Linked DNA regions of Homo sapiens: all the other regions are linked to region 2. A link is a contact called in ENCODE Hi-C or POLR2A ChIA-PET data. All regions are on one chromosome and are shown on one strand. Each heading gives the region's core, a stretch centred on a gene start or an enhancer-like site at or near the end of the contact. The rest is flanking DNA. Distances are from core to core; before and after follow the strand shown. Region 1 holds the start of SYT9 (synaptotagmin 9). Region 2 holds the start of EIF3F (eukaryotic translation initiation factor 3 subunit F). Region 3 holds the start of AKIP1 (A-kinase interacting protein 1).

Region 1 (2,700 bases), core at 105-2,604, 740 kb before region 2:
CTCAACCTCCCCTACAGGCTCCCTTAAAGCTGGTTTCTCCTCCCTCTGTTTGTCTCTTTGCAACTCTCTGGAGGCATCTTTACCTTTACAACTTTGCATTTTCTCTGCTATTCCCATGTAAGTTCCCTGAAACCCTAGTACCATTCACAGCAGGATTTCAAAGGTTGCCTGTTGCGTGAGCATTCTATAGGATCCCAAATTATCTTTCTGTGCAAATATGAATTGTTGTGATATGTCCGTAGAGACGGCACAACCTCATGGCTAAGAATGATAGTTACCAGTTCTAGAGATCCTACTCTAATTGCTCTAGAGTGGGGGCCTGAACACCAGTATTACAAAAAAGACAAAAGAAAAAGAAGGAAAAAAGAAAAAAGAAAGAGAGAAAATCAAAGCTACCTTCATCATGTATGAATTTGAGCAAGTAACACCTTTGTGAGTCCCCAGGCCCCAGTTTCTCATTGGTAAAATGAGGATAACAATTACACAGACCTTGTTGGGCTATGTACAGAATTAAATGAGATTATGTACCTAAAAGGCTTGTGGCACAGTGACACACACACACACACACACACACACACACACACCCAGAGTACTTCGTGGTTATTTCTAGGCTTTACTGCTTGAAAGGCTGAAAAGATGGGTGGATGAGAGGTGCCCTGAGGTTCCTTCCAACTCTCCAAGATTCTGTGATACTCCTCCTTGGGTGCTGAAGACACTTTGGCAATGTTTGGATTTCCAAACGGTTGCTTAGAAAACTAAGGGACCCACGAAGCCCAGGTAAGCCTCAGGGTCTTTCCCAGGAATCGTTTATTTATTTGATCTTAGTTCTGACCTAGAGCCTCCACCTTCTCCATCCAAATCACCACAGTGGTCGAAAAGGGCCTGTGCTTGGGAAATCCTTCCTTTGTTGGCGAATCTTGGACCCAAACCCTGCATTTGGGCATCTGACACCCATAGGCCCATGGTTCAAACCCAGGCGGCTCTTTCCAAGTTCGAAGCAGGGACTCGGTTCTGCGCATCTGGCGGGTGTGCCCAGATTGTAACCTTCGCACTAGGCATCCAAGAACGTGCTTTGGACACACTCGGCGGTGGGAGCGGGTGCTTGGTTTGCATCAGGGATGAGGGGTGGAGTAGCGAAAGCGCCCGGAGCGCGCACTCACTCACACTCCCCAAGCCAGGGCGCGGCCGCTCTGGGCGCGAGGTCCCAAGCCAAGTCTCGCGCTCGGCCAGGAGCCGGGGAGTACCCCAGGTCCCCGGTCTGGGGCCGCCGCTATCCTACCCTGCGGCGCGCACTCCTGACCTGGCCCCGCCCCCCGGCGGCCGCGAGTAGCGGGCGGAGCGCAAGCAGAGAGGCGCTCTGGGCTGTGCGGCACCGCCTCTCCTCGGTGTCTGGGGAGGGACGGAGGGACCGGGCGGGAGAGAGAGAAAGCCTGACCGACCGGCTGGCGAAGAGCTGCATGCAACCGGTGGGAGGCCGGGCCGGCTGGGTCTGGGGCTCGGGCTCAGGCTCGCACCGTTTCTCGGCAGGTCCCTGGCGGTGAGCGCGGACGGCCCGGAGGCGGCGGCTCTGAGCTGGCAGGCGGAGGGCTGTCTCCTGCGCCCGCCTGCCCGGCGCGGTCCGAGGATGCGGGGGGGCGATGCCCGGGGCCAGGGACGCGCTCTGTCACCAGGCGCTGCAGCTGCTGGCCGAGCTCTGTGCCCGTGGGGCCCTGGAGCACGACAGCTGCCAGGATTTCATTTACCACCTGCGGGACCGTGCCAGACCCCGGCTCCGCGACCCAGGTGAGTGCCGCCACCGCCGCCTGGAGGGACCTAAGGGCCCTGGGCTGGGACTTGGGGCCGCACCGGGGCCTGAGGCAGAACAGCGACGCGGACTGGGAGAGGGCGGGGGGCGGCCACCGAGCCAGGAGAGTGATCAAGAACCAGCGCACTGTGGCCTGATGCTGTAACCAGGCGGGGACCCGGGCGGTGGCTACTGCACGGAGGCCGACTCCGGGTCGGCTAGGGCAGGGTTGGAGGGACCACGCCCGCCACCTGCGCTCCCATCGCCAAGGCTCCTGGGGGCGGCTCCCTAGCTCCGAGCTACGCTCTCCACTTCCCGGGCTATCTGCACTCAGAGCGAGGGGAGGCCGCGGCGGCCTCGGAGCCGTGGGAAGGGGGACGAGGCCGAAGGAAACTCTGGGAAGTTGGGAGTTGGGGACGGCCCCGGGTTGGGGCCGAATCCCACCGGGTGCTGCTCATCCTTTCTCCCAAGCGTCTAGTTCCTTTCCTTGGTATGGGGTGAGAAGGGCGGGACGCGATCCGGCGTTGGGCCGGGGACAGGGTGCTTCTGGCCTTGGGCAGACGGGCCTGAACCCGTTCCCGGCGGGTCGCACGGCATGGAGGTGGCCTGGGCCTGGGCGCTAGGCTCGACCAGCGACTACCGCCGGCCACGATGGGGTTCGTAGACTCGTCGGTCCTGGCTTGTGCACCTGTAGTTACTCCTAGTGAAAGTTGCAAAGCTCTTAACTTTGGAAAGTTCATTTATTTTGGCATTTGACCAATTAAGGTTGGAGGAGGGAGTTTTAGTGGAGCCATTTGCTTTTCCTGAGGTCCCTGGGTCTCCCAGGTCGTCTCATCCGTTACTGGCTACTGGAAAATGCATTCCTTCCAATGTTTGCTTGAGATGTTTCTCACCTGGAGAAATAGTTTTCTCGAATA
Region 2 (2,700 bases), core at 129-2,628:
TTACTTTTCAATCTTCTTCTGTTTGGCTGTTCACCTTTGTTTTGGTGAAAGAAAGAATGCATGTCTACACAGAGCATTTACAGGGGAGCAGCGTCATGTGAATTCTAATAATGGAAGATTTCTCCAAGGAGAAATCAACTCTTGGGCACAGAATCAGGGATAAGAAGTTCAACCTCACCTATCCACTTGCCAGCTGGACACTAGGACTTGACCTAATTAAGGGAGTTGACAGTTTTTTTGGTGTTTTGTTTTGTCTTTACAAGCAGATGTTATCACCCCATTATACCAAGAAGGAAATTGAGGCTCAGAAAAAACTTGTAGATTGCCCCAAGTTACACAGTGGGTTATGGTCAGAGCTCCCTCCATCACATAGTGATAATAGCTATGACTTAATAACTACTGTATATCAGGCATGTGCTAAGAGCTTTACAAGGCAATACCTCATATAATCCTCTCCTAAAGTACAGACTAGTTTATACACCTTATTACAACTCCACTTGAATGTGTAATGGACATCTCAAAGGTGACACATTCAGAAATGAAATCAGGATCTTTTCCCCAAAACCTGCTCTACCTACAGCTTTTGCTATCTCAATTGATGGTGACTTCATCCTACTAATCGCTCAGTACAAAAAAAAAAAAAAAAAATTGCAGTCCTCCTTGACTCCTCTCTTTCACACCTCATATACAATTTCTCAGGAAACCCTATTGAAACTACCTTCAAAATATATCCATAATCTTCCCACTTCTCAGAACTTCTACTGCTACCAGCCTGGTCCCAGCCACCATCATCTCTCACTTAGATTACCTAGTGGCCTCCCAGCAGGTCTCCCTGCTTTTCCCTCTCTCGCCTCCCTCTCCTCACCTCCCCTCACCCTCCAGTCTCTTCTCAAAGCAGCAGGAGAAATCCAGCTAAGTTCTCCTTCTCGCCCATTGCAGCCTCGAGCTTCTGGGCTCAAACGATCCTTCCGCCTCGGTCTCCCGAAGTGCTGAGATTACAGGCGTGAGCCACCGCGCCTGGCCTTAAAATCCTTTTTAAAGGCACTTTGACATCCATTATCTCATTTAAGTCTAAAACACGAATTTCGACCTCCGCGCTGCTTTCTGGTTCCACCTGGCGGCAGCTGCACAAAGTGTTTCTCTTCGAACGCCGTCCCAAGTTTTACCCGGAACTACTTAGCCCAGGGTTTCCTGAGTGCTCCTCGGGCCAAAAGCAGAGCGCACAAATTCCAGAAGAAATTACCAACGGCGGGACTATTTCAGTGCTCCGAGAAGTATCACCAGTAACCAATCAGCAAAAAGCTCTAGCTCACGTGGTGTATATTCAGCCTATCAAGCTCCTGATATTCATGAATGCTGTCATTTCCGCTTCCGCCTCCTTCTTTCTCGACAAGATGGCCACACCGGCGGTACCAGTAAGTGCTCCTCCGGCCACGCCAACCCCAGTCCCGGCGGCGGCCCCAGCCTCAGTTCCAGCGCCAACGCCAGCACCGGCTGCGGCTCCGGTTCCCGCTGCGGCTCCAGCCTCATCCTCAGACCCTGCGGCAGCAGCGGCTGCAACTGCGGCTCCTGGCCAGACCCCGGCCTCAGCGCAAGCTCCAGCGCAGACCCCAGCGCCCGCTCTGCCTGGTCCTGCTCTTCCAGGGCCCTTCCCCGGCGGCCGCGTGGTCAGGCTGCACCCAGTCATTTTGGCCTCCATTGTGGACAGCTACGAGAGACGCAACGAGGGTGCTGCCCGAGTTATCGGGACCCTGTTGGGTGAGTGGTCAGAGAAAGTTAACATTCTTTTCTTCCTCCCACTTCTCATTTATCTCACTCCCCTAACTCATTAATTCTTTAATTCCTGGTGTCCTACCGTCCTTTCCTCCCATCCCCAATGACCTCTTAATCTATATCTGCATCCTACCTTTTGCTGTGACTTATCTTCTCAAGCACTTGCATCTCTCCTCTCTCTCCTGCCGGATTGCTGTCACTTTAAGCGACATAAAATACACAAGGAGTAGTTGTGTCATTTACTGAATATTTTATGCCAGTGGTTTACATTTATGCCAGTGGTTTACATTTTACATAAACAGCAGTTTATGGCAAGTATGATGGGCTGCATCTACCAAAAATGAGTTCACACGCCGAGTGGGAAGTCAGGAACCCTTGACTCCCTATACCAGTGACCACATATTTCTCCCTTATCCACTGACTAAATGTCATCGTTTTCCAGGTATTGACAAAGTTTTCTAACCAGTTGTCAAAGGAGTGGGGACGTTTGTAAAAAAACATTCCTCCCAACAAGTAAACCGGTTTGGTTGGAACCCGCTTGGGATTTTATAGTGTTCTGCTGTCCTAAACGTCTGAGCCTGATCTGTGTCCCTCAGTGTCCCCTAATATTAGTACCTAATGTGAGAAACCCTGTTCCCCCATTTTGCATTTGGACGCAAACAGTTGTATTATCTGTTTATATTTCTGCCCTTAACCTTCAGGTCGAAAAATGACCCATTCTCTGCCTGTGTTCCAAATTTGGGGAATAGATATTTTATGTTAAAGTAGTTTGTAAAATGGAAAAGCACTAAAGAGGGATTGTTGATAATAAATTCCTTTCTGGAGACTATGCTGGTCCCATGAAATTCGTTTCCATTCCATCTTAGTGCCAGATTTTAAATAGCTTTGTGAATCCACTTTATTTACAAGCATTCTTTCTCTTTCATA
Region 3 (2,700 bases), core at 105-2,604, 920 kb after region 2:
TTAAAGGAGGATTTATTTGTGTTCCTTAAAGTGACCCCCACTGAGCGTGTCCCTCAAAGTGGACCTTCCTAAGCATCGGCGCTTTGCTTTGCGCTGGGTGGTGCGGCTGAGTCACTAATTAGCAGTGAGAGCCTGGGCTGTATCTCCTACCAAATAACCAGCGGAGTGGAGTGACAGGTCCTTACTTAAACATGGTTTAAGTAAGCATTCACAGTTCCTTACTTAAACATGGTGCAGTCTTCCTAAAAGATGGAGTCAGACCCCAAGAGAACAGGTCTCCAAAAATATGTGAATCCGTACTTCCCACTGGAGGGGAGAGAGAGCTGCGCTGAGGGATTATGAGAGACCCTACAACTTCTCAGGCGCCCCCTGCCCCGGGGGCCAGGAACATCTGCAGACAGCCCCGCCTCCGTCTCGCCTCAATCCCGAGCTGTTCCCTTCTCCAAAGGCCACCTTGGCAGCCACACAGTTTGGCCTAATCACCTCCTCAAACAAGAGTAGCGACACCCCAAAATGTAGACCAAGCAGAAAGAGGCGCGGGAGGCACTTGCCTTATTCCCCATGATGTTTTTGTTTTGAGACGAAGTCTTCCTCTGTCGCCCAGGCTGGAGTGCAGTGGCGCGATCTCGTCTCACTGCAACCTCCGCTTCCCGGGTTCAAGCGATCCTCCCACCTCGACCCTCCCGAGTACCTGGGACTACAGATGCGCGCCACCACTCCTCCTACTGTGTGTGTGTGTGGACACGGGTTGTCGCTATGTTGCCTACCTAGCTGGTACCCCATAACCACTCCTGGCTAGTGTGTGTGTGTGTGTGTGGACACGGGTTGTCGCTATGTTGCCTACCTAGCTGGTACCCCATAACCACTCCTGGCTAGTGTGTGTGTGTGTGTGTGTGTGTGTGTCTACACGGGTTCTCGCTATGTTGCCTACCTAGCTGGTACCCCATAATTTTTTAGCTCAACAGGAGACCTGCCTTTATACCCACCAAGTTAAGCAGCGCAGTAGCCCTCTAAGGGCCAGCCCCACGCCCAGAGGCTCCTCTGACAGCGTGGACAGATGCCCTGGGCTGCTGGCTCGACTCAGTCCTCAGCCCCCAGCCCCCGACCCCCGACCCCCGGCCCCCGACCCCCGACCCCCGGCCCCCAGCGCCCGGCGCCCCGCCTCCAGCGCTCAGCAGTTAACCAGGCAACTCGCGCGCAGACGCCAAGGCTGGGACGCAGAAGGCGTGTTTGGCCGCCCAGCCGCCCCGCCTCCCCCACTTCTCCCGCCTCTCCCGCCTCTCCCGCCTTCCGCCAATGGCCCAGCTGCGCCGGCGCCGCCGGGAGCGCTAGGCCTGGTCCCTCTTCCTAGAATAGCGTTGCGCGCATGCGCCTTGACGAGTGAGCCGGGTGAGGGGGCTCCCTAAGTAGCGGAAGGGGTAGATGAAAATGGAAGGGGCGGGCGCGCTAGGCCTAGTCCTGGCTGGGCTCCCGCTGGAGTGTGCGTTGGGGGCGGACCAGGAGCGGTGGTCTCCAGGGAGGTCGAGGCTGGGGCTCCCACCCGGATTTGGAGCAGGGTCGCCGCGGCCCAGCTGACCCGCCGGCGTTTGTACGTTGTGTGCCCACTCAGGGAGCCATGGACAACTGTTTGGCGGCCGCAGCGCTGAATGGGGTGGACCGACGTTCCCTGCAGCGTTCAGCAAGGCTGGCTCTAGAAGTGCTGGAGAGGGCCAAGAGGAGGGCGGTGGACTGGCATGCCCTGGAGCGTCCCAAAGGCTGCATGGGGGTCCTTGCCCGGGAGGCGCCCCACCTAGAGAAACAGCCGGCAGCCGGCCCGCAGCGCGTTCTCCCGGGAGAGGTGAGGGTCGCTGTGCCGGGGGCCGCCCCAGTCCTTCGCGCCGCGGTAGCCCGCTGGGAGCCAGGGGTGCGCAGCGCAGAAGCAGCTGAGGAAACCTTCCCTTAGCGGAAGCTGGAAAGGATCAGAACAATGAATGGAAAAGTCCTTTCAAAACGCTTTACATTTGACAGATTCTTGTTGGGTAGCTGTAGAATAACGGTAGTGTTCAGCCCTGGTTGGTTACTTAAAAAAAAAAAAAAAAATTAGCCGGGCGCGGTGGCTCATGCCTGCAATCCCAGCACTTTGGGAGGCCGAGGCGGGCGGATCACCTGAGGTCGGGAGTTCGAAAGCAGCCTGACCAACATGGAGAAATCCCGTCTCTACTAAAAATACAAAATTAGCCGGGCGTGGTGGCGCATGTCTGTAATCCCAGGTACTAGGGAGGCTGAGGCAGGAGAATCGCTTGAACCCGGGAGGCGGAGGTCGCGGTGAGCCGAGATCGCGCCATTGCACTCCAGCCTGGGCAACAAGAGCGAAACCTCCGTCTCAAAAAAAAAAAAAAAAAAAAAATCTTACAGCTATCATCTGATAGTAGAGGAAAGCCTGCAAGCCTGTCTCTTAGATCCTGGATAAATTGCATGTCTATCTTTTAGAGTTGGAATTCTTTCTCAATAACATCGTTCTTTCTGACATAAACTTGCAGAGCCTTTCCAAAAGTAAAAAGGAGACTATTTCCAAAATGGCTTCATTCTCCAGTAGGGAATCCTAGAGCTAACCTGTGACGTGCCATTTATTCAAATAGAGAGAAGAGAGACCCCCAACCCTTAGTGCTTCCTTCAGAACAATGGCTGAATTCATGGACTATACTTCAAGTCAGTGTGGGG

Evidence for each region. Hi-C counts contacts between places; a loop is a spot of excess contacts on that map. ChIA-PET counts read pairs that join two places held with the same protein, here RNA polymerase II (POLR2A). Pooled maps may share reads with other maps.
Region 1: a map of head of caudate nucleus shows a loop between it and region 2 (5-fold over the local background). The contact joins the promoter of SYT9 here to the promoter of EIF3F in region 2. A Hi-C loop is called at or near these places in 1 of 168 maps with a recorded cell type or tissue (head of caudate nucleus).
Region 3: a map of CD4-positive, alpha-beta memory T cell shows a loop between it and region 2 (21-fold over the local background). The contact joins the promoter of AKIP1 here to the promoter of EIF3F in region 2. A Hi-C loop is called at or near these places in 1 of 168 maps with a recorded cell type or tissue (CD4-positive, alpha-beta memory T cell), 1 of 37 single-sample maps with no recorded cell type and 10 of 50 pooled maps. POLR2A ChIA-PET finds 5 or more read pairs at or near these places in 2 of 52 experiments (PC-9 and activated T-cell).

The regions. Positions count from the first base shown.
Region 1 is chr11:7,250,550-7,253,249 of GRCh38, forward strand. SYT9 (synaptotagmin 9) reads left to right here and starts at 1,355. Exons shown (of 7, transcript NM_175733.4): 1 at 1,355-1,782. The coding sequence starts at 1,638. RefSeq lists a silencer at 1,248-1,387.
Region 2 is chr11:7,985,959-7,988,658 of GRCh38, forward strand. EIF3F (eukaryotic translation initiation factor 3 subunit F) reads left to right here and starts at 1,379. Exons shown (of 8, transcript NM_003754.3): 1 at 1,379-1,758. The coding sequence starts at 1,395. RefSeq lists enhancers at 1,014-1,193, 1,077-1,616, 1,617-2,155, 1,624-1,673.
Region 3 is chr11:8,909,835-8,912,534 of GRCh38, forward strand. It overlaps AKIP1 (A-kinase interacting protein 1), which reads left to right and starts at 1,355. Exons shown (of 6, transcript NM_020642.4): 1 at 1,355-1,389; 2 at 1,610-1,837; 3 at 2,619-2,699. The coding sequence starts at 1,616. It also overlaps a transcript of DENND2B not described here. RefSeq lists a silencer at 1,120-1,399 and enhancers at 1,490-1,559, 1,570-1,659.